3 separate regions of the Homo sapiens genome follow, and all the other regions are linked to region 3. The links are chromatin loops, found by intact Hi-C in ENCODE. Cell type or tissue: B cell. All regions are shown on one strand.

The links. Hi-C counts contacts between places; a loop is a spot of excess contacts. Peaks named below come from ENCODE experiments on the same cell type or tissue, not always from the same donor. Only the 100,000 strongest peaks of a DNase experiment are listed, where the experiment ranks them.
Region 1: a loop joins it to region 3, with 6 times the contacts of the local background. A loop is called at or near these places in 5 of 110 quality-filtered maps.
Region 2: a loop joins it to region 3, with 19 times the contacts of the local background. A loop is called at or near these places in 34 of 110 quality-filtered maps.

Annotation. Positions count from the first base shown.
Region 1 is chr16:20,845,641-20,853,640 of GRCh38, reverse strand. It overlaps REXO5 (RNA exonuclease 5), which reads right to left. Exons shown (of 20, transcript NM_030941.3): 19 at 7,302-7,420; 20 at 3,976-4,242. The coding sequence ends at 4,161. Among named protein-coding and RNA genes, the nearest start is that of REXO5, 43 kb to the right of the region's middle. In B cell, CTCF peaks have their summits at 3,381 and 3,582; a DNase peak (open chromatin) is centred at 3,570.
Region 2 is chr16:21,184,838-21,192,837 of GRCh38, reverse strand. No RefSeq gene overlaps it. Among named protein-coding and RNA genes, the nearest start is that of ZP2, 23 kb to the left of the region's middle. RefSeq lists enhancers at 3,658-3,727, 3,778-3,867. In B cell, a CTCF peak has its summit at 4,009 (motif pointing left); DNase peaks (open chromatin) are centred at 3,957 and 7,887; H3K27ac peaks cover 576 bases.
Region 3 is chr16:21,551,897-21,559,896 of GRCh38, reverse strand. No RefSeq gene overlaps it. Among named protein-coding and RNA genes, the nearest start is that of METTL9, 44 kb to the left of the region's middle. RefSeq lists an enhancer at 4,804-5,614. In B cell, CTCF peaks have their summits at 4,676 and 4,885 (motif pointing right); DNase peaks (open chromatin) are centred at 4,946, 5,896, 6,341 and 7,076; H3K4me3 peaks cover 400 bases; H3K27ac peaks cover 531 bases.

The DNA of each region.
Region 1 (8,000 bases), 710 kb after region 3:
AGAGCCTGGGCTATTCAAAGTGCTGTCACAGGCTGTATAGATTATATACAGCTAAAATCTAATTTTCAATTAGATGATGGACAAACAACTTCACTTAGTTACCAGATGAGCTTAACTGCACGTGGAATGCTTTCTAGCAAGAAAGGTGCACTGAAGGTAGTGCTGAGGATCTGAGGAGTACGGAAGAGTTGCAACACTGGCTTCTTCCCTCCTTTCAAATCAGTTGCTGAAGCACATGGCTGGATTGGCTCTGGAAGTCATCCTTCTAGCTCTGAGTTTTGACGTAGGTCAAAAAGGGTTAGTCTGCCTGATAAGATTAGGGAGCTTGCCTAACCTCTCCATTTCCTTTCCTTTACGTTGACTTGTGAGGATGCCCTGTCTTAAAAACATAAGGCTCCTACCTGAGTTTAACATTCTTCTGTTCAGTGTTCTGACCCTTGTCCCGTCTCTTGACTCAGGGGTGCTGAAAAAGTCCTGGTGGAATGTAGCAGCACCAGTGCAGTCAGCAGCGAAGCATCTTAACTCTACAGTGTTCTGTAATCCATGCTGATGGAGACTCTCCATGGGCCCTGTGTTTATCTGGGGTGATGCTGCTAAAACTGCTAGTACATCATAGAGCTACACAATAGTGTGGTACTACTACATGACAAGACAGAAGAAAACATGAATACTGGCCCTAGTATACACATGGACTTAAATGATAAAGGAGCATCCTCCTTTATTGGGTAAGTAAAGCTAGATAATTGGGTAAAATTATCTAAATATTTGGGAGAAAGTTATTACATGCCAAGATAAATTCCAAGAAAAATAAGGCTATGAAGTATAGACATTAAATCATTAGAAATATATAAACTTGTCATTGGATCCAGAGATCAGTCAGGGCTTTCTAAGCATAAAAGCAAATAGAGGAAATCACAAAAGACTAAACATAAAATGATATACCTTAAAAAGCAAACTAAAATTTTGTAATAGTTTGTAAATGGACACTATATATAGTGAATCCATAAGGCGCTCTTAAAAATTCAGTATGGAAAAGGATCTGGCTTCCCAATAGAAAAATGGCAAAGGATATGAACAACTCACTTAGGAAAAATAATTTACCAAAAAGCTTCTGGGAAAAAAAGCAGGATGCCAATCTAAAGGGTATTCAAATAAGCAGACATTAAATATACAATGAAAAATTTTAAATGGCAAAAATTTGAAAGAAATCTATGCTAGTAAACAGTAAAATCCTTTCTGGAGTTAAAAGCATGTGTTCGTACTCTTTAACCCAATAATTTCACTTAGGCACTTTTCCTAAAAGAAATATCTCCCAAGGATGTATGTGCAAGGATATCACTGGCAGCATCATTTGGGAACAACTTCCAAGGTCAACAAAAGGGACTGTTTTAGAAATTATGGCATACATCAATGCTAGAATATTACACAGCTATTAAAACTCTGCTTTTGAATAATAGAATTTCTATCATCATGGAAAAAGTTGATCGATTATAAAATATTGGCAGTCATTGACTGTTGATGGTGGGATCAGTTGTGATTTAAATTTTTCTGTATTTTTCAAATTTTCATTAATAGGTTTCCTTTTAATAGGGAAGAGGTTATTTACAAAAAGGGGGGCAAAAAGAAATGAACAACCCCCCCTATGGTCAAGGAGACCAGAAAATGGGAGTAATGTGTTCAAAGCCTAAACCATGAGTTCTGTAAAAGCCCTTGGAGTTGCTTTTCCCCCATAAGAAGCTGCTTCTCCAGCAGCTGCCTTGGCAGCTCTGCGCTGGCTGCCTAGAAGGGTGTGGGAGGAAAAATGCACAAACGCACTTATGAATGGAATGTGTGTTTTGCAAGAGGCCAAGTTGGCAGCTTTGGCTTCCAAAAGGTGGAGCATCAGGCTAAAGAACAGAGTGTGCAGACTGAAGTCTCAGAGGCCTTGTAGTGCAGGCCCATCTCTGCAGAGTTCTGGAGTTGGATCCCTGGGGAAACCTCCACCCCTACCCTTTTTCCTAAGAAAAAGATGGCCTTGGCTATTCTTGAGAGCAAGTGGAGTGCTCTTGGTACAGGGAGATGATCCCTAGTAAAATAGTATGTCATTTATTCAGCACTCAATCTTGACTTTTCCTAGTTTAATCCTCATAACCTTATGAAGTACTAATTTCCCCTATTTTAAAGGTGAGGAAACAGGCCCAGAGAGGGAAATTAATTCACACATAGTGCATTACTGTGTTATTTTCCACAAATGTCTCAATAATCAAAATAGTTATTTCCTTATTTTATACAGCTGTGGAAATAGCCTCAAATGAGGTTAAGTGACTTGCCCCAAAATACTCAGGTGTGTGTGGGAGGTGAAGCTCCAACCCAGGCCTCTTCATATCCGAGGCAGACACTTAATTTATCTCTCAGGACTTGAGCCTCAAGAGGTAAACAGCAGCTAAGCTCTCACAGCTTTGGAGCTCAGCTGGGCAGGAAGGAACCCAACAACACTGTCAGTTTCAAGTTGTTCTCAGGGCCTTGCAGCGGAAGTTGGCAATTCACCTAGGGAACTTTCCTCCTGATGAAGGGACTTGAATCAAGTTGCGGTGTCTGATCCCAAGTCAAGCTCTTCAGTTCTGGTTCCACATAGGGCCAGATCTTACAGAAGCTACATTTAAACTTTCATATAGGACCAGATCTTATGAAGCTACATTTATAAGATTAAACACTGCTCCAACTGCCCAACCCTAAGAGTTAATTTTAAGTAGAATTATCTTTCTCTTCTTTTCTTCTCCTGACAGCAGGTGGTAAGAATTATTTTCCAATTATAAAAGCAATATATGTTGAATGTTAAAAAAAATCGAGTCTACAACAGAAAAGCATTTGTTAAAACCTGATTTGTCAATGGCACTAGCCATAGATAAATACTATTAACGTTTTGGCATATAGCCTTGCAGGTTTTGTTAGAAGCCTATGTATAGCTTTGTATATTTTCTCCTACAAAAGTGTACTCAAACTACATGCTATTCTGTATCCCTCCAGACTTCATACAACAAATAATATACAGTACTGTGAATGTATAATCTCACTAATCTGTAATCCTCTCGGATACATACCATTATTATCCCAAGCACAGAAATGTTAAGCAATTTATTCAAGTTCACACAATAATTTAAAAAGCTGGGATTCAAAGTCAAGCATTCTGGATCCAGAGGTCTACTGCCTCTTCTTGAAGATCTCTTTCACCGAAGATTTTATTTACTCTCTCTCACACACACATTAGAACTGGCTACCTAGAACTCCATTGTAATAACCCTCTGATAGCTCCTTCATTACATGTTTTTGTGTAGCTATCCTAGTATCCTAGGATAATGCTGTAGAATTGCAGGGTCTCAGTGTACAGAGCAATTTACGAGGTTTTTGGGTATGATACATACTGTATGCCAGATTCATCTTTTCTGGAGGGCAGTTAATATTTCTAGTAGTTTTGGAATTGGGTGCCTATGCCCCATGTCCTTTCCAACACAGATTGTTATCAGTTTGAGAGTTGATTAAAACGGCTTTTACTGAATTTCAAGTTTCCAGTTCCTAGAGGGAGAGATGGTGTGATGGAGGCACCTACTGGTGAAGGGTGGCACTGCAGTCATGTTCTGAAGGGAAGGAGGATTCCTAAACGTGGAATGGAAGGGGTTTCCAGGGCTGGTTAAAAAAACTAAAAGAATCTTCCACTCCACTGCCTGGTGGACTTGCCAGATTTCTCAGTTCAGCTATCATTGTCCTTCAATTTTTTAAGAGTTGTCAATAAGAAAACAGTTTAAAGAAATTTGCTTCACAGACATTACAACTTTGACAAATTGCATAATCGGCTGGTTTTCTGAGTAATCACTCCTCTTGGTTTCCTTAGCAGTATATACCACGTAATAGGGGTGCTACATGGAATGAGCACCTTGTACCGCACCTATGCACATAAACTCAATGACACAAAGAAACAATCTGTGGACATCCCCATACTATGCTTGAACTTTAGGCATTTATTGAAAACTTATACATGCCATATAAACAAACTAAACTCTTTTAGCTGCTATACCAAGTTTCCATAAAGCTGTCTGCTGGTTGGGGAGGCTACAGCCTGACCACATTCTTTGCCATTGCCTACAAGGGGTAAGAAATGGCACATGGAAACATGGCAGGCCGACTCACGAACACAGGCCTGGGCCAGCGCTTTCTTCTTCCTCTTTTATTCCCATCAGTCCTAGACCAGAGAGTGAACCATGAGTGCTGCAATAAATAAGAAACAAAGGTATGTTTTTATCCATAAGGTTGAATGAATGGTTATAAATGCCTAGTTAGAGGAGATATTTTTCCAAGTATGTGTGTGTGCCATGGGGCAAGGGCAGGAAGGTTTATGGAAAGCTGCCTGCTGAAGATGGTTTAATGGAAAAAGCACTGATGAGTCTCAGAGGTCTAGATTCAAATCCTACCTTTACCAATTAAGAGATATGAGGCATATCTATAAAACTATGAAATATTTAAATTACTATCTCACAGGGATTTGGTGAAGACTATCGACAATAGCAAACATACACTGAGCACTTACTACATGCCAAGAGTTGTTCTAAGCACTTGTCTCATTTAATCCTCAAAACTGCTCACTGATGTAGGTACAAGTGTTATCCTCATTTAAAAAATAAAAAAGCTCATAGACATTATATGACTTGCTGAAGTCACACAACTGTTAAGTGACAGAACCAGGATATCAATAATAGCAATCTGTCATTAGATCCCTTATAAGTTGCTGTTAAAGAGTCTTAGTCTTTGTTCATTCCATACTTTTGTAGCACCTGCTAGGTGCCAGAGGCTGTTTAAAAAAGTTACAAAACATTAACTTATTTAACAATGTTTGTTGTAAAAAACCTGGTGTGGTGCTTGGAATTTAGGAGCCTTCAATACTTGTTAGTTCCCTGCCACCTTGTAATGAATATTCATGGAACTGGGTCAGCGTTGAGGAGCTCTCTGAGGCAAAGCAGGTAGAAATGAGCAAAGACAAACACAGAATCTGTCTCCACCTGATGTATGAACTTAAACATGCAAACACTAGACTTTTGTGTATGGAGAACTAGAGCTTTGAGGGCAGGAGAGTTGCTCTGGAGTCAGACACACCATCAGGGTACAAGTCCTGACTATGCACTTACTAGCTATGTGACCCTAGGAAAATTGGTTAATCTGAGACTTTTTCTCCACTTGTTCAGTAAAGATTCTGACAACCTCAACCAAAAATGCATATAGAAGCATTTAGCACAGTACCTGGGTTTAATACATTACTGTTGTTTTCAATATTAATTTAAGAAGCTACCAAAAATGTAAGGATTAAGAGCTGCATCAAGACCCCAGCCTAAGGAAACCTTCTATTGTTTTTGCTATTCCTTTTTTCCCCAACGTTTCCCAAGAGTATCTGCTGCCATCACGGACACAACTGCACAAACAAGGCCCAGAGAAGTCAGTCACACAGCAAGCTTCCACAGCCTGGGGAAATGCATGCTACTGCTGCTGAGTTTGATCAATATGTCTACAGAAATCAGAATGTGACTTTTAAAGGATAGGAGTAGTTCAGGTTTCTTCACCACAGGATTTGCTGCTTCCAGGGGGTGCTTAATTCTACTGACTTGTCAAACTTAGGACCTTTGTCTCAGTCACAACTTAAGTGTTTTTGCTCCCTGACCCCAGCACTTCCTCCTCTGGCTTCACCCTCTGTGGAACATCCAGGAAGAACAATGATTTGGGCTACTCTTGACTTAGTTTACCTAAACAATGGTGGACTGTAATCTAAGTATTCTACGTGAGAACATGAAAACCCAGTCCACCTACCACCATACACTGCCCCTGAGGAGCAAGTCTGTCTGTTCCCCAGAGCCCACATCTTAACCAAAAAGCTTTTACTGGCAACTTGTGGTCACTTTTTAACCTGTTCCTGTTAGCTTACCCACAAGCCTGTTTAAAGTATGTTGGTCTAAGATTTTTTTTCCCCTCAATGTAAGCACCTAATACTTGTTTCTGCTTTTCAGAGAAAGCGGTTCTTTCAAAGGTGCCCAGTAGGTAGACCATCTCCCTAATGGTCCTCAGATGCATGTTATAAGAACTTTATGCTAGGAAATGAATTTCTTCTGATCCACCTTCAAGGCCAGAGGTATTCATGCTCTGTCAACTCCTAGAATGTAAGAATCTTTTTTTTTTTTTTTTTTTGAGATAAGAGTCTTACTCTGTAGCCCAGGCTGGAGTGCAGTGGTGCAATCTCAGCTCACTGCAACCTCTGCCCCCTGGGTTCAAGTGATTCTCGTGCCTCAGCCTCCCAAGTAGTTGGGACCACAGGCACACAACACCAAACCTGGCTGGGTTTTTTTTTTTTGTTTTTTTTTTTGTGTGTGTGTTTTTGGTAGAGACAGGGTCTTGTCATGTTGCCTAGTCTGGTCTTGAACTCCTGAGCTCAAGTGCTCCGCTCACCTTGGCCTTCTAAAGTGCTAGGATTATAGGCATGAGCCACTGCGCCTAACCAGATGTCAGAATCTCAAGGGACTTTTAAAAATTAACACAACCCAAGGTTTTCACACTGTTCAAAAAAGCCACCATCTTTCCCTCCCTTCCCCAATATACACTCATTCATTTAGCTGCCCACTCACTCATTCCAAAACTGCCCATCTTTATGCTTTAAGATTTAATATCAGTTTTTCTTTAAAGAAAGGGTTTACAGTTAAAAGGGTTTGAAAATCAACTGATTTATTCCAAATCCCTCATGTTACTAAAAGGACATTGAGACCTACAGTGGGGAAGTAGCTTGGCCACTTGTCAGAGGAGATAGGTGATAAAGCTGCAACTAGACTCAAAGTCCTGCTCCAGTATTCCTCAGGCTTAGAATCAGCAAACCAGGCCCTGTTATCTCTTAAAACATAGGTGTCAATGGGGAAAAGGGTACAGAAGGCAGGAACACATTCCTCACATGTAGAGTGGTTACACCTAAGCCTAGGGCTTGTTCTGAGACTTTACTTTTTTTACTCAAGTGGGGTTAGCAGCTACTTCTTACTCCAGAGAGCAGTAAGGACATAAGACTCCTGGTTTTAACTGGGGATAAATTATCTCCTTGAGGGACCAATAAATGTAGTTATACAAGAGCATATAAATGTGAAATGGGAATACAATGCCTATCTTTTAGAACGGTGAAAATTAAAGAGATGATTCATGTAAGTCCTCACTATGTGCCTAAATATCAGCAAAAGGCTTTTTCTCTAAGAACAGCTGAAATCCAGGGGACAGAGTCCTGAAGGGATACCCTTTCTAGTCCTTACCTCTTGGTTCCTGGCAGCAGGATGAGGCAGAGAGTGCCCGGGCACAAGCTGTTGTAGAGCTTTCCAATCTTCCGGCTCCAGCGCCAGGCTGCTATCTTCGGGTGGTCCAGTTTCAGAGTCTGGGATCAAAGCCATGTGTCGATACTCAGCCAGAACACTCTCTCGTTACCTTTGGAAGGGCTGCAACACTCTTCCTCTGCCTCTAAGGCTATGGGATTCCAGTAAAGGTTCCAGACAAATCCCTTTTCTAACACTGGAGCCCACACTGCAGGTTCTCTGCTGACCCAGCATCCCCAGGCCTCCAAGTTGGCTAAGGACTTCCTCAGGGGAGGACAGCTACTGTCCTTTCCTCCACATGGGTCTTCCAAGACCCCAAGCTAGGGGAGCCACATTGCTGATGAGGGGTCTAGTCTGGCTTCTGCCATTAAGTCTCTTTGTGACCTTGGGCAAGTGACTTACCAACTCTAGCCCCTACTTTTCATCTGTTAAGTATGAGAGATTAGACTAAGACAGGGTTTCCCAAGCTTCAGCCATTTACCTTCTACCTCCACTCTTCTGCTTGTATATCCCTCTAACATTTTTCCATAAAGTGAGTTAATTTCTTCCTTAGCCTTGTCTAACTAATGCCATCCACAAAATCATAGGCTCAATGTAGTTATTGTATACTTTAACAAGTATTAGCAAAACAAGTCCATTCAG
Region 2 (8,000 bases), 370 kb after region 3:
AAAAATTAGCTGGGCATGGTGGCGCACACCTGTAGTCCCAGCTACTCAGGAGGCTGAGACAGGAGAATTGCTTGAACCTGGGAGGCAGAGGTTGCAGTGAGCCAAGATCATGTCACTGCACTCCAGCCTGGCAACAGAGTGAGACTCCATCTCAAAAGAAAAAAAAAAAGGAAAAAAGATGAGACAGTCATCACATCCTACTCCTCCCTTGAGCTAAGTATCCATCTCTTGAAACTGCTTACTATTGCCACAAGTAGCTTTAAGTTAACCTAATAATGCTGCACCAGACATATAACCACACCCTATAGCTTAACAATGTATAGCCAATCACACATCAATGTTATTTCTGAAAAACAATGAGAATTCCTGACAAAGAACTGTGCATCAGCTCACTCCCTGTCCCCCCTTTTTTGCCTTTAGAAATCCACTTGTAAATGCTGCTAATAGGAGTCTATAACTCATGTCAACTTGAATCCATGCTCCGGGGTTGCAATCCTCAAACTTGGCCCCAAAAAACTCTCTACTTTTAATTCTGCCTCAGTTTCTCCCTTTTAAGTCAACAGGGAATTTAGTTTCTCTCCCATTGGATGCAAAGATGTGAATTACCTCTGATAGTGCCCACCACTGTGTCAATAACCAGAAAATCCACAGCACAACATTGCTTCTGGTTTGAAAGTGATGATGTGTTGAGTGGGAAGCTGTCTCATCGTGGGCAGCACAGGGGTTGCGGAAAGGTAGAACATGCAGCCTGTGGCACAAGGTGTGTGCTCAGGCTTATTCTCGGTGTTGTGGGCTCAATTGTGTCCCCCCACAACAAGTTCACATGAAGTTCTTACCCCCAGTGTATATGTTTTTGAAGTCCTTACCCCCAGTGTGATATATTTGGAGGTGGGGCTTTGGGAATTAATTAAGTCATGAGGATGGTGCCCTCATAAAGGGGATAAGTGCCCTTAAAGGAAGAGAAAGGAGAGTGAGCTTCCTCTCTCTGCTCTCGGCCATGTGAGGATACCGCAAGATGACCATCTGCACAGCAGGAAGCAGTCCCTTCCTCTGAATTGTCTGTTTATAGCCTTTGTTTAATTTATACTAGATTTTAAAAGTCCTTTTCCTATTGATTTTTAGGGTTTCTTTATATATTCTGAATGCTGATCCATGACTGTTCGATTACAGGAACTCTATGAATACGTCACAGAAACAGGTCAAAAAATACCCTCATATGATGACATCCACAGACACGAAGAAGGCATTCACTGGAACCTGAGATTCACACATGATAGAAAGCCCTTTGAAAATTAGGATGAGAAGCATGATAATCGTATCTCTTTTAAAGCAAGGTGCACATCAGACTTGCAGAGGAAATAGAAGTATGCTCGCTGAATTGGAGGACTGAATTGTGTGACCCGCAAATCGATATGTTGAAGTCCCAACATCAGAATCTCAAAATATGGCTGGAGGAAGGGTCTTTAAAGAGATAATTGTGGCTAAGTGCAGCAGCTCACGCCTGTAATCCCAGCACTTTGGGAGGCTGAGGTGAGTGGATCACCTGAGGTCAGGAGTTCGAGACCAGCCTGGCCAACGTGGTGAAACCCTGTCTCTACTAAAAAAAAAAAAAAAAAAAAAAACTAGCCGGGCATGGTGGTGCAGGCCTGTAGTCCCAGCTACTCAGGAGGCTGAGGCAGGAGAATCACTTGAACCTGGGAGATGGAGGTTGCAGTGAGCCAAGATCACGCCACTGCACCCCAGTCTGGGCAACAGAGTGAGACTCTGCCTAAAAAAAAAAAAAAAAAAAAAAAGAGGTAATTGCATTAACATGAGTTAATAGGATGAGCCCTAGTCCAATAGGATTGCTATCCTTATAAGAAGAGGAAATTCAGACACAGGCAGAAGACACAGGGAGAAGACAGCTCTCTACAGGCCAAGGAGAAACCAAGCCTGCTTGGCATCTTGATCTTAGACTCCCAGCTTCCAGGATTGTGAGAAAATAAATGTCTGTTGTGTAAGCCACCCAGTTTGTGGTACTTTCTATGGCAGCCTTAGCAAATGAATACATATGGTCCTCATTATAGCAAGTTCCATCTGCTAAGTCTAGGGACTGCAGTGTGGGTGCTGGGCTGTTAGGCAGCATTGGTTACTTTTCCTTATCTCAAGAGTATGAACCCCTGACTGAGATTCCAGATTTAACTAAATCCTCCTTGGTCCTGACCTTTGCTCACACAGCACATGAAGACCCTTACTTTGTGAATAAATACAGCGAAAACACAAGTGTACTGGGGCAGATAGTGTAGGGCTTAATTAAAAGGGATTTTCTTGCCCTTTCTTTTTCCTTCCCACCTCATCCCCTTCTTCCTTGCTAAGAGAACCTGGACTTTGTTTGCACAGCACACCCTGGGGGACAATCCTGCTTGGCATGAGATAGCCAAGATAACGTCCCATTTCCCTTCTGTTTAGAGGTGAGCATGTAATACAGTTCTGTTCAATGAGATTTAAGGGGAAGTTGAGAGGGGGCTTCTTTTTCCTTATTTAAAAAAAGGTATGTGCAGCTAACCCCTTTTCTACCTGCTTTTGGATATGATTATGTGATGTGATTCCCGGAGCTATGGCAGCCATGTTGTAACTATGAGGAAATAACCCTAAAGACACCCTGAGAACGATGGAGCGAAAAAATGGAAAGCCTAAATCCTTGATAACTTCATTGTGTTCCCCAAATCAACCCTAGAACCACTTGCCTCTGCATTTCATGTTTAGTGAGAGTTTAGGAGCTCTTATTTTTTAAGGGAGGCATTTTTCATCTAAACTGATTCAAGCTAAGAAACTTCATTCTTAGGAGAAAGTCTATGGCTATAATTTGCATTCATAAAAACATACCAAGTTATATGTAAGCTTTTCTTTGGATGACTTGCCAAATTTGTACTAACCAAAAATAAGAGGGACTTCACTAACAAATCTATTTTACTTTGGCTCCCTCAGGCCCAAAAGAATTGGAGTCTGCTTGTGTTCATCTTTGAATTTCTATTGGTACTTCTGCAAGGGAAGTAACTTGACCAAAAATAGAGTATAAAGAAGCTTGATTCAAAGCAGATAGTATAGTCTCTTACTCCTCACCCACACTTAGGGATCCTCTTCCCTGAATCCTGTTTCAGGGTCAGAGGGGCAGGGAAGATGCTATGAAGTGAGCACCAGCTGTAGGAGTCATGGGTTCTAGCCCCAGCACTGCAGTCTTTCTGTTTGGCCTCTAGTAAGCAGTCTAAACTCCCTGGGCCTCAGGTCCACCATCTATGGGAGAGGGTGGGAGAAGTTATCTATTACCTTGCTACTCAAGGTGTGGCCGGTGGAAGGCTTCATCTGGTGGCTGATAAGCAATGCAGGAACTCAGGTCCTGATGCAGACCTACAGACTCAGAATCTGCCTTATTTATTTATTTATTGACAGAGTCTCACTCTCGTCACCCAGGCTGGAGTGCAATGGCGCAATCTTGGCTCACTGCAACCTCCGCCTCCCCGGTTCAAGCAAGTCTCCTGCCTCAGCCTCCTGAGTAGCTGGGATTACAAGTGTGAGCCACCGCACCCGGCCAGAATCTGGCCTTTTTTTTTTTTTTTTTTTTCTTTTGAGACGGAGTCTTGCTCTGTCACCTGTCGCCCAGGCTGGAGTGCAGTGGCGCGATCTCAGCTCACTACAAGCTCCGCCTCCCGGGTTCACGCCATTCTCCTGCCTCAGCCTCCCGTGTAGCTGGTACTACAGGCGCCCGCCACCACACCCGGCTAATTTTTTTTTTTTGTATTGTTAGTAGAGACGGGGTTTCACTGTGTTAGCCAGGATGGTCTGGATCTCCTGACCTCGTGATCCGCCCGCGAATTTGGCTTTTAACAGGCTCCTATGCATAGGCTCATTCAAGTTCAAGGATCGCGCGTTGAATGCTTCTTCCAGCCCTCGGTGCTATTGAAGTCTCGGCTGAGCCAGCTTCGGATGGCCTGGATGTGCGCTCCCTCTACTGGCTCAGAGATGAAACGCTTTCATTAGGAAACAGTTGCGTTTCCTTCTGATGGTTTTTCTAAGGTTTCCAGCTGGGGATTGAAACTCCAGCACGGGAGCTCCTAACAGGGGCATAGAGACTCCTAGAGCATGTGGCTGGGGCTTGAGTCTCCTCCTGAGTTTTGGAAACATGAACAAACAATGTGTGCTGCTGGAGGCCCATACACGGAGCATGTCCTCTCCAGCCTGGAGGTCCATACACGGAGCATGCCCTCTGCAGTGTATGGACCCCCTGGATGGCTGACTCCCAACTGCCATGGGACACTGTAGTCCATCTTCCGAACGTTTCGTCGTTGTCACTTCTGCTTTAACAAAAAAGGCAGCAGAAGGGGGAGGAAAGGATCTGCACGTGGGCTAGGAGGCCGATAACCGGGTTCTGTGGCTTAGTCATTTGCTGACTCTGAGAACTTCCACAGGTGACTCATCCATTAACCCTGCTTTCCTCTTCCATCAGCTGAAGAGTAGGGGATGGGAATGAGAGCAGAATAACGTCTCTGGACTGTTATGAAAGGTAAGGATGGTAACTGATACGAAAACTCTTTGACAACCTGAACCATTTCACAACTGTGAACTTGTGTGTTTCCATGATGCCACGATTGCCACTGGTCACTCTGGGGCAGACCTGGTCAATTTTGACCCCCTCTCCACCAGCTGTGCTCTTGCTTGGCCTAATTCTCTTAATTCTTATTATTTGTTGAGGTTAGGGTTTGTCAAGACTGGCACTGTTGACATTTGGGCCCAGATAATTCTTGGTTGTGGAGGCCTGTCCTGGGCTTGGTAAAATGTTGAGCAGCATCCTTGGCCCCTACTCATTACATGCCAGCAGCACCCAACACAGGCACGCATATCGTGATAACAAAAAATGCCTCTAGCACTTTGGGACGCCAAGGCAGGAGAATCACTTGAGCCCAGGAGTTTGATACCAGCCCTGGCAACACAGTGAGACCCCATCTCTACTGAAAAAAAAAAAAAAAAAAAAAAAAAGCTAGGCATGGCGCCACACATCTGTAGTTCCTGCTATGCAGGAGGCTGAGACAGGAGCATCATTTGAGCTTGGGAGGTCAAGAGAGCTGTGGTTGACACTGCACTCCAGTTTGGGCGACCAAGCAAGACCCTGTCTCAAACAAAAAAAATGCCTCCAGGCATTGCCAAATGTCCCCTGGGGGTGCTGGTTGAGGGTTGGGGCGGGGGGCGGGGGCGGGGAACAATCACTCCCAACTGAGAACTGCTGATCTAGATTTATTTATTTAGTTAGTTAGTTTTATTTTTGAGACGGGGTCTCACTTTGTCATCCAGGCCGGAGTGCAATGGCATGATCTTGACTCACTGCAACCTTTGCCTCCTGGGTTCAAGCGAACCCTCTTGCCTCAACCTCCCGAGTAGCTGGGATTACGGGTGCCCGCCAGCATGTCCAGCTAACAATATTTGTATTTTTAGTGGAGACAGGGTTTCACTATGTTGGCCAGGCTGGTCTTGAACTCCTGACCTCAGGTGATCCACCCGCCTCAGTCTCCCAAAGTGCTGGGATTACAGGCATGAGCCACTGCACCCAGCCTAGGATGTCTTTTGCAGTTAGACAAACTGCAGTTAGAATCCCACTTCTAATTCTATGGGCCCTTAGGCAATTTAACTTGTCAATCTTTCGGTTTCCTTATCTCTAAAATGGGAGGTAGTGAGGACGCACTGGAAACATGTATTGCTGTGTATTGGGCTTAAAATAGCCCCCCGCAGCCAGGCGCAGTGGCTCACGCCTGTAATCCTAGCACTTTAGGAGGCTGAGGCGGGAGGATCACTTGAGCTCAGGAGCTCAAAACCAACCTGGGCAACATGGTGAAACCCTGTCTCTACAAAAAATACAAAAATTAGCTGAGTATGATGGTGGGCACCAGTGGTCCCAGCTACTCGGGAGGCTAAGGTGGGAGGATTATCTGAGCCTGGGAGGTCGAGGCTGCAGTGAGCTATGATCATGTCACTGCACTCCAGCTTGGGTGACAGAATGAGACCCTGTCTCAAAAAAAAAAAAAATAGCATCCAGCACATGGCGAATGCTCAAAAATAAACAAACAAGAAACCTGGACATACTGATAAATTAACATTATAACTGTAAAAAAGTCATCGTTTTTATGCTCTGGGGATTAATTACCTTTCCAATCGGCCACACATTGAGCTGTGTGTCTAAAAGGCTAAGGATATCTTTGTAAGGACCTTAGCCCGAAGTCCTTAACGGTCCTCCACAGCTTGGTTAACAACAGGTCTTTTACATCTTCCTGTTTCACTCAGTTTTAAATGACTCATGTAGCCATGCATTTTGACAACTTTTCTTTGTTTTTTTTTTTGGAGACAAGGTCTCATTGTTCCCCAGTGTGGAGTGCAGTGGTGCCATCGTAGCTCACTGCAGCCTTGACCTCTTGGGCTCAAGTGATCCTCCTGCCTAAGTCCCTCAGTAGCTGGGACCACAGGCATGTAACACTATCCCCAGCTAATTTTTTCATTTTTGTAGAGGCGAGGTTTCATTATGTTGCCCAGGCTGCTCTTGAACTCCTGGGCTGAAGTGATTCTCTCGCCTTGGCCTCCCAAAGTGCTGAGATGACAGGCACGAGCCACTGAGCCTCGTCCTTGACAATTATTCTTGATGGGCTTGTTTGGTGTCAGCCACTGTGCTAGGGTTCTGCACCTTATTTCACTTCATTTGATCGGTGAAGGTTAGGCCCAGACCATGTAAAGAACAGAACCTGAATGAATAACCTCACTGCACAGCCTTGATTTAGATGTCACATTTCTTAGCTGAATTGGGTGAGTCCTTTGAACTTTAGTTTTCTCTCTCATATCCAGAGGCCGATGGCATATAAAGAAGTAGCAGGAAGCAGAAGCTTGGATTGATCTTTTTTTTTTTTTTTGAGAGGGAGTCTCCCTCTGTCACCCAGGCTGGAGTGCAGTGGCGTGATCTTGGCTCAGTGTAGCCTTCGCCTCCCAGGTTCCAGCGATTCTCCTGCCTCAGCCTTCCGGGTAGCTGGGATTATAGGCATGTGCCACCATGCCCAGCTAATTTTTGTATTTTTAGCAGAGACGGGGATTCACTGTGTTGGCCAGGTCTCAAACTCCTGACCTCAGGTGATCCACCTGCCTCGGCCTCCCAAAGTGCTATGATTACAGGTGTAAATCATTGTGCCCAGCTGGGATTGGTCTTTGATCATGGATTGATCCATGAGGGGAAAGAGTTAGCACTTCTAAGTGCTGTGGGAAAGCACTTTGCCCTTGGCAGAGGTTGGAGTAAGGTGTTTATGTGATCAGAACTATGCTATGAAATGATCTCCTGGCTACTCTCTGGGAGAGCATCCCAAATGAAGGCTGTGTAAAGCTCTCAGCACCAAAAATACTCCCCAGCCCAAACGTACCCTCTAAGCCAGCTGTCTACTTGACACATCCTCTTAGTATCCAAGAGGCATATCTGACTTAATATGAGCAAAGCAGGGGTTGAATTTTCACACAGCCCCCATTGAGACACAGACAAGGATACCCCAAAGTCTGTTACTTTGGCATGCAGAGCACTTCTGAGTTAAAGGAAAATGAAAGGCCTTAGAAACTGCTTCAGAACCAAGGATTTTCTAACCTTCTCTTGTTTCTGCCATCTTGAGTGCAGGGAGGGGCTCTGTATTAGTCTGTTCTCAGGCTGCTGTGAAGAAATATCTGGCACTGGGTAGTTTATAAAGGAAGAGGTTTAACTGACTCACAGTTCCACATGGCTGGGGAGGCCTCAGGAAACTTACAATCAAGGCGGAAGGCACCTCTTCATAGGGCGGCAGGAGAGAATGAGTGCCCAGTGAAGGGGGAAGTCCCTTGTAAAACCATCAAATCTCATGAGAACTGACTCACTATCAGGAGAACAGGATGCGAGAAACCACCCCCCATGATTCAATTATATCCACCTGGTCCCACCCACAACACATGGTGATTATGGGAACTATAATTCA
Region 3 (8,000 bases):
GAGACTGCAGTGAGGTATGATCATGTCATGCCAGTGCATCCCAGCCTGGGCAATACCGCAAGTCTCTTAAAATATATATATATATATATATATATTAGGACTCTTTGTATCCCAGTTCCCAGCTCAGTGCTAATACCAGTAGGCACTCAAAAATGTTTGCTGAAGAAAGAATGCAAGCATGCTTAGTGGGCTGAGTGGAAGGAATAGCCCTTTTCCTTTCATATACTAGAACTTCATTGTCATTGTTTCTTCTTTGTGCAAAATGTGGACTTGTGTTGCAAGTTTTTTTTTTTTTTTTTTTTTTTTGAGACAAGGTCTCACTGTCACCCAGCCTGGGCACAGTGACATGATCTTGACTCATCGCAACCTCTGCTTCCTGGGCTCGTGATTTTCCAGCCTCAGCCTCCTGAGTAGCTGGGACTACAGGCGGGCGCCACTGCACCTGGCTAATTTTTGTATTTTTGTAGAGATGGGGTCTCACCATGTTGCCCAGGCTGGTCTCAAACTCCTGGGCTCAAGTCATCTGCCCGCCTAGGCCTCCCAAAGTGCTGGAATTACAGGCATGAGCCACTGCACCCAGGCACAAATTTTAATATGAGTTGGATGTATAAAACAATTAAGACAACCCATTTCTAACTTTACTACATGAAGTACCTTATCCCAGATAACTAGAAGAGATCATATGTTGGTTTTCTTGCCCAATTAATTACCCCAGTTATAGATCTCCATTAACAACAAACTTAACCATTACATTCACTGGCTGCTGGATAGTATATCTTTGGGTCACTATTAAATAAATAAATCTATAAAATGTAGTAAAATAATCTTCCCTGCAGAACCAACATTTCTGTAACTGTATCAAGGAATCATAAACCATCTTTTGAAAATGTCAGTGGGAAGAATCATACCCCTGAGCTATACAGTTCTGAGCATGTTAACAGTAAAATAATAATTGGATATTAGAAAACTTACTCGTAGGTATGAAATTTATTTCAAATATATATTTTGCTGAATACTTTTTTTTTTGAGACAAGATCTCACTGTGTCACCCAGGCTGGACTACAGTGCTGCGTCACAGCTCACTGCAGCATTGACCTCCCCAGGTTGTGGTGGCTCACGCCTATAATTCCAGCACTTTGGGAGGCCGAGGCAGGTGGATCACCTGAGGTCAGGAGTTTGAGACCAGACTGGCCAACATGGTGAAACCCTGTCTCTACTAAATATACAAAAATTAGCCAGTTGTGGTGGTGCGTGCCTGTAATCCCAGCTACAGGAGGCTGAGGCAGGAGAATAGCTTGAACCTAGGAGGCAGAGGCTGCAGTGAGCCAAGATTGTACCACTGCATCCAGCCTGGGTGACAGAGCAAGACTCTGTCTCAAAAAAAAAAAAAAAAAAAAAAAACCCTGTTGGGGTTTGTTGGCGAAGGCCCCCCTTCCTTTTGCCACCACGGGCGCCAACCCTGTTGCCCTTCCAATCCCATCTCCCGCTGCCCCTGACAGTGCCTTTGCCAGCTGGTGCTTCTGCCTGTTCCGTCGTGGTGGCTGCTCTCACCAGGGTCCTTTCCGCTGGTCGTCCCTTTCTGCCTGGAGCTGCCATTATCTTCACCTGACAAATAGAAACCCATCTTCAGGGCTCCACTGAAACGCCGCTTCCACGGGGGCCCTCCCGGGCGTCCCAAGCAAGTTTAGGGCCCCAAAGCCCACGCCCTCACCTCTCAGACACACAGCTTTTTATCTCTACCACCGTCTGACACTCCTGGATTCCAAGCTCTGCAAGGGCAAGTCAGAGCCTAGAGCCTCCTCCCTCTGTCCCCCGTACTGAGCGTGGTGCCCGGCACGCGGGAGAAACTCAGCGGGTGTTTTTGGATGAATGAGGGACTTTTCTTCTTTTATGCTTGCATGGCTGGCAAAGCCCCTTCTCATGGACATGTTCTTAAGACATATTTATCTTTCGACATCCTTACGTGCAGGTCTTACCTTGAGACTCGTGGTATTTGTTTCGGGGAACTGCGGATCTCTGCTGTAGTGAGATGATGACGATGCCAGTGATGATAGCAATTTTATTTTATTTTATTGTTTATTTATTTATTGAGATGGAGTCTCCCTCTGTCGCCCAGGCTGGAGTGCAGTGACGCAACCTCCACACCTCCCGGCTTCAAGCGATTCTCTCACCTCCGCCTCCCAAGTAGTTGGGACTACAGTCGCGTGCCACCACCCCCGGCTAATTTTTGTATTTTTAGTAGAGACCGGGTTTCACCATGTTGCCCAGGCTGGTCTCAAACGTCTGACCTCAAGTGATCTGCCCGCCTCAGCCTCCCAAAGTGCTGGGATTACAGGTGTGAGCCACCGTGCCTGGGCGATGACAGTAATTTTAATAATAACAATAACACCAGTCATAATAATAGTAAGTGGCTACCATTATTTGAGCTCTCACTGCATGCCAGGGACTGTTAGGGAGGTACTTTGTAAGCATCACAGTACTCAATCCTTGCCATAGGCATCATTATCCTTTTACAAATGTCTAGTCTGGGCCACAGACCTATAAAACAACTTGCAAAGCCCCACCGTGTGAAGCCAGGATTGGAGCCCACATTTGCCTGGCTTTCAAACCAGTGCCAATATGTGATGGTCTCAGAGGCTAACTTCCAGGGAGCAGTCTAGGTTCCGTCATCGCCGAGTTCTGTGGGCAGGGGCTTGCAGTGGCTGCGGCCCCTGCCTGCCTGGGGAGGTGGCACACAGAAGCCCTCAGCCTTCCCCATTTACAGCTTGGGAACGTGCATTACCCCCGAGAGTGGCACCGGAAGCAGACCGGTCCCTTGCGGCATCGTGTTATTTGAAATTTCCAGTAATTAGAACATCTCAAACTTCTCTTGTACTAATTTTAAGCCTTCAAACAACCCGTGCCTGCCAAAAGCCTGCTCATCTTGGTAAAAGCCCCGAACTACAAATAGATAGCTATTAACAGCATCTGTTGTAATAGCAGAGACAATATTCTCTGGGGCCAGCACGTCACCGCCTGGAGCCGACCCCAAACGTCATCTGTTATTATGTTTGGAGAGTCTGGCACGCGCTGAGGCAATCGTTCAATTATATCTCCATGAGCCGGTTCTGACGCACCTGCTTGCACAGAACGCTGAGGCAACAGTGGCCAGTGCTGCCCGGTGGACCAGCCCTGCCGATAGCAGAGTCTGGGGGATGGGGGCTGGCAGCTTAAAGACCCCTTTTCGTGAATTGGGCTTGCCTTTTTTTTTTTTTTTTTGATTAAGGAGAATATCCTGACATTGTATTGTCATTACGAAAAGTCACTTTAGGCTTGGCACAGTGGCTTATGCTTGTAATCCCAGCATTTTGGGAGGCTGAAGCAGCAGATCCCCTGAGGTCAAGAGTTCAAGGCCAGCCTGGCCAACATGGTGAAACCCTGCCTCTACTAAAAATACAAAAATTAGCTGGGCATGCTGGTGGGTGCTTATAATCCCAGCTACTCGGGAAGCAGAGGTGAGAGAATCGCTTGAGCTCAGGAGGTGGAGGTTGCAGTGAGCCAAGATCTGGCCATTGCACTCCAGCCCAGGTGACAGAGCAAGGCTCCATCTCAAAGAAACAAAAACAAAAACAAAATTTAGTGGGGTGTGGTAACACTTGTCTGTAGTCCCAGCAACTCAGGAGGCTGAGGCAGGAGAATCACTGGAACCTGGGAGGCAGAGGTTGCAGTGAGCCGAGAGCACCCTACCGCACTCCAGCCTGGGTGACAGAGTGAGACTCCACCTAAAAAAAAAAGAAGTCACTTTGAGATTATTTTATCCAGGTCTGCAGCCTTAAATTGGGTCCCTAACTTTACTGGCAAGGCAAGTAGCAGAGTTTGGCCTGAACCCTACTACAAAAGCTGAGGGCCTGGACCGTCAGACCTGGGTGAGGTTGCCGGCTAAAATGGGGCAGGTGACCGAACCTCTCTGCGTCTCAATTTCCTCATCTCAAAGTTGGACTCACAGGACCTGCTCTGTAGGGCCATTGTGAGGAGTTCATCCTGGGAGGAACATAAAGTTACCTCGCAATGCCCAGCAGGTAGCAGGTGCCCAGTGAAGGCCAGCTCCTCCGCCGCACTCTGGTATGCACCAAGCCTTCTCCATCACGACAACGACGTGAGCTCATGGACAGGATGCGTGGTGCCCGGGACACGCCAGAACCTGGCCAGCGAGAGCCTTTGCCCCTTAATCAGCTGTTTCACCCCATGAAGGCTTCAGTGGCTTCCAGTTCGTTGTTTTTTGTTTGTTTGTTTGTTTGTTTTAGAGTGCTTCCTTTATGTCAAGCGTTGTGCTAAGGACTTCGTATTTCCCATGTGACTTAATCGTAACAGCAGTCCTATGGTGGGGGTTCAAGGATCATCCCCACTTTACAGATGGGGAAACTGAGGCTAGGAGGGGTGCAAAAGCTGGACCTAGAGCACACAGTTTGGGAGTGGCGGCCCCAGCTTCTGAACGTGCGTCCGACTGCACACGGTTTGGGAGAAGTGACCCCAGCCTCTGAACGTGCGTCCGACTCCAGACCCCACTCCTGCCCCCATGCTGTATTGTCTACAGGAAGAGCAGCGAAACACGGCTTTCCAGTTTTTAAAGAAATACGCTTGGCATTTTGCTGGTGGGCGGTCTTCGCGGCGCAGGTCTAATTTTGGAATTTACAGTGGGATTTAAAGTTTTCAGTGAGATTCTCTGTTTCACCTTGAAAGAGGCTCAAGGTGTATGAATCCCACACTAGACTGATGCTGAAGAGGAGCCTGTGGAATCCGCACCCGCTGGCATTTTCAGTAAAAAGGCCTCTGTGTCTTCCTGATATGCGTGCGCCCCGCGCGGGCCACGTTGCCAGGTTCCGGGTGCCTCTTCACCGAACTGCCACCAGGGGCCGCTCCAGCCCAGCCCGAGTTATCCATCGGCCACCGCACCTGCTGTTCCCGAAAACGCAGCGGCCCAGACTTCCTTTGCAGTTACCCTCTTAGAAGAACGAACGTTTCGCTTCCCTCCTCATTTGCGTATCATAGAGCCAGTGAGACACAGTAGCCTTTTTGGGTTTTCCCCTGAGCGTGCTTGGTCCCCAGCCCAGGGTGGCCGCCGTTTCAAGCAAGTCCCTTGCTCAGGTACAGGGGTGCAGATGCCCCGAGCCAGCCTGAGGAGGGGCCGCATGTCCCGAGGGCCCCATGGTTCCCCTCAGGAGGCAGATTGGAAAGGGCTGACTTGTCTCTTACTCCAATGAGTAGAGAGGCGGAGGATCCAGCCCATCAGAGGCTGCCGCAGTAAAGAATTCTGTGACAGGCTGGGTACGGTGGCTCACGCCTGTAATCCCAGCACTTTGGGAAGCCAAGGGGGGCGGATCATGAGGTCAGGAGATCGAGATCATCCTGGCCAACATGGTGAAACCCCGTCTTTACTAAAAATACAAAAAAAAAAAAAAATAGCCGGGTGTGGTGGTGCCCACCTGTAGTACCAGCTACTTGGGAGGCTGAGGCAGGAGAATCTCTTGAACCCGGGAGGCGGAGGTTGCAGTGAGCTGAGATCACGCCACTGCATTCCAGCCTGGGCGACAGAGTGAAACTCCGTCTCAAAAAAAAAAAAAAAAAAAAAGAAGAAGAAGAATTCTGGGACAGCTCGGGGTCGGGAAAGGTGAAGAGATGCCTGTGGGCTCCAGCCCTGCTGGAAACCCTTGGGAAAGTCTTCTAGCCCCAGAGTTAGCACAGCACCTTACCCTGCAGAGGCTCAGGGCTCACAAGTCCCTTCTGGTCCCAGCAGCTCCTGTTCCTGGCCCTTGTTGGTTGGCCACATTCTGGAGGGTGACTTTTCTACTAGGTTTTGTGGGTGGGGGTCTGGCAGGCATCGGCTGTCAGTGGACTTATGCCTTATGCAGTTGGCGTCGCTCTTTGGAACCCTATTTATGTGCCTACGTAGAACCCTAGAGTGCTTGAGCTGGGACCAGGAGAAACGTGTAGTAACTCTCTTTACACAGATGAAGCTGCGGAGCCCCTGAATGGTGTGCGATGCACAATCACCACCACTGCCATCATCAGACAACACTTTACAAAATGCCTCCTGCCTTGTCTCCATTTATCCTTCCCGCTCTTCTCGTTTAACAGGTAGAGAGGCTTAGGCTCAGAGAGGCTAAGCTACTTGCCCAGGGTCACACAGCAAGTTAGAAGCAGAGCTGAGTTGCAAATCCAGGTCTTTAACTATTTCTGTGTTCTGTGGACTTTCCTAGAAATCCCAGGCGGTTCCCAAACTGCCGTGGGAAAGGCTCGATTCCACTGTAACACACAGAGCTGCTTACCGACCGAGTGATTCGATGAATAAATCAATGAACTGACTAATCCCATTCATTCCTGTATTCATTCATCCCGTGAGGGTTCGTTGTGTGCCTTCAATGACCCCTTCCTGCACTAAGTCGTGTTGATACAGTGATGGTCCAGACGGAAACAGCCATTTTTGTTTGTTTGTTTTTGGTTTTTTTTGAGACTGAGTTTCGCTCTTGTTGCCCAGGCTGGAGTGCAGTGGCGCGATCTTGGCTCACTTTAACCTCCGCCTACCAGGTTCAAGCAATTCTCCTGCCTCAGCCTCCCAAGTAGCTGGGATTACAGGCACCTGCCACCACACGTGGCTAATTTTTTGTATTTTTAGTAGAGGTGGGATTTGACCATGTTGGTCAGGCTGGTCTTGAATTCCTGACCTTGGGTGATCCTCCCACCTTGGCCTCCCAAAGTGCTGGGATTACAGGCGTGAGCCACCATGCCCAGCCCAGAAACAGCCTCTGTCCTAAGAGTGCAACTGGATGGGACTTAACTCAGTCTTACAAATGACATCTACCAGGCTGGGTCCAGTCTAACTTGTCCATGAAGCATCCATCATCCCTGCCTTCTAGGCATTTCTATTCTAGAAGAGATGATACAGACATGCATGAATTTCCACACAGTAAACTTATCATGAGTGAGCCCATCCCAAGAGCGAGAGGCAGACCCCCTGGCAGGCTCCACCCTCAGCCACCCATCAATGCACTTTGATGCCGCTGGGGCTGGTAGGCTGCAAACCCCCTTTCTACCACGGACACAGGCCGAGGCGAAGCGAGCACAGAGCTCACCGTGCTTGCATTTTGTGGTTCTGTAAGTTCCTTACATTGTGTTTTGGAGGCCAGGCACAGTGGCTCACGCCTGTGTTTTGTTTTTGAGACAGAGTCTCGCTCTATCGCCCAGGCTGGAGTGCATTGGCACGATCTCGGCTCACTGCAACCTCCACCTCCCAGGTTCAAGCGATTCTCCTGCCTCAGCCTCCCAAGTAGCTGGGATTACAGGCACCCACCAACACACCTGGCTAATTTTTTGTATTTTTAGTAAAGACAAGGTTTTAGCATGTTGGCCAGGCTGGTTTTGAACACCTGATCTCAAGTGATACAACTGCCTTGGCCTCCCAAAGTGCTAGGATTACAGGCGTGAGCCACTGTGCCTGGCCTAACAAAGTGATTTTATGTGCTGATTGTGTGAAGCACTCTTTCTGTGTATTTTTAAAAATTGAGATGTAATTCATCTGTGTATATTTAAGGAGAATAGAAGACTTGCTCATAATGGTAGAATTTTAAAACTACATATGACTCCGAGGTTGCTCCAGACCAACACTGAGATTTTGAGTGAAGAGGGGCAGTGAGCAGCTCTGTGGCTTGGTCCAGCACTTGCCTAGCCCCTGACTGGACCAAAGCCAAATCCATTTTCCATTTTCCAGTTTACACCTTGGTGCCTCCAACTATGAGTACTTTTTTTTTTTTTTTTTTGAGACTGAGTCTCACTCTGTCGCCCAGGCTGGAGTGCAGTGGCACGTTCTCAGCTCACTGCAACCTCCACCTCCCAGGTTCAAGCAATTCTCCTGCCTCAGCCTCCTGAGTAGCTGGGAGTACAGGCGCCCGCCACCACACCCAGCTAATTTTTGTATTTTTAGTAGAGATGGGTTTCACCACGTTGGCCAGGCTGGTCTCTAACTC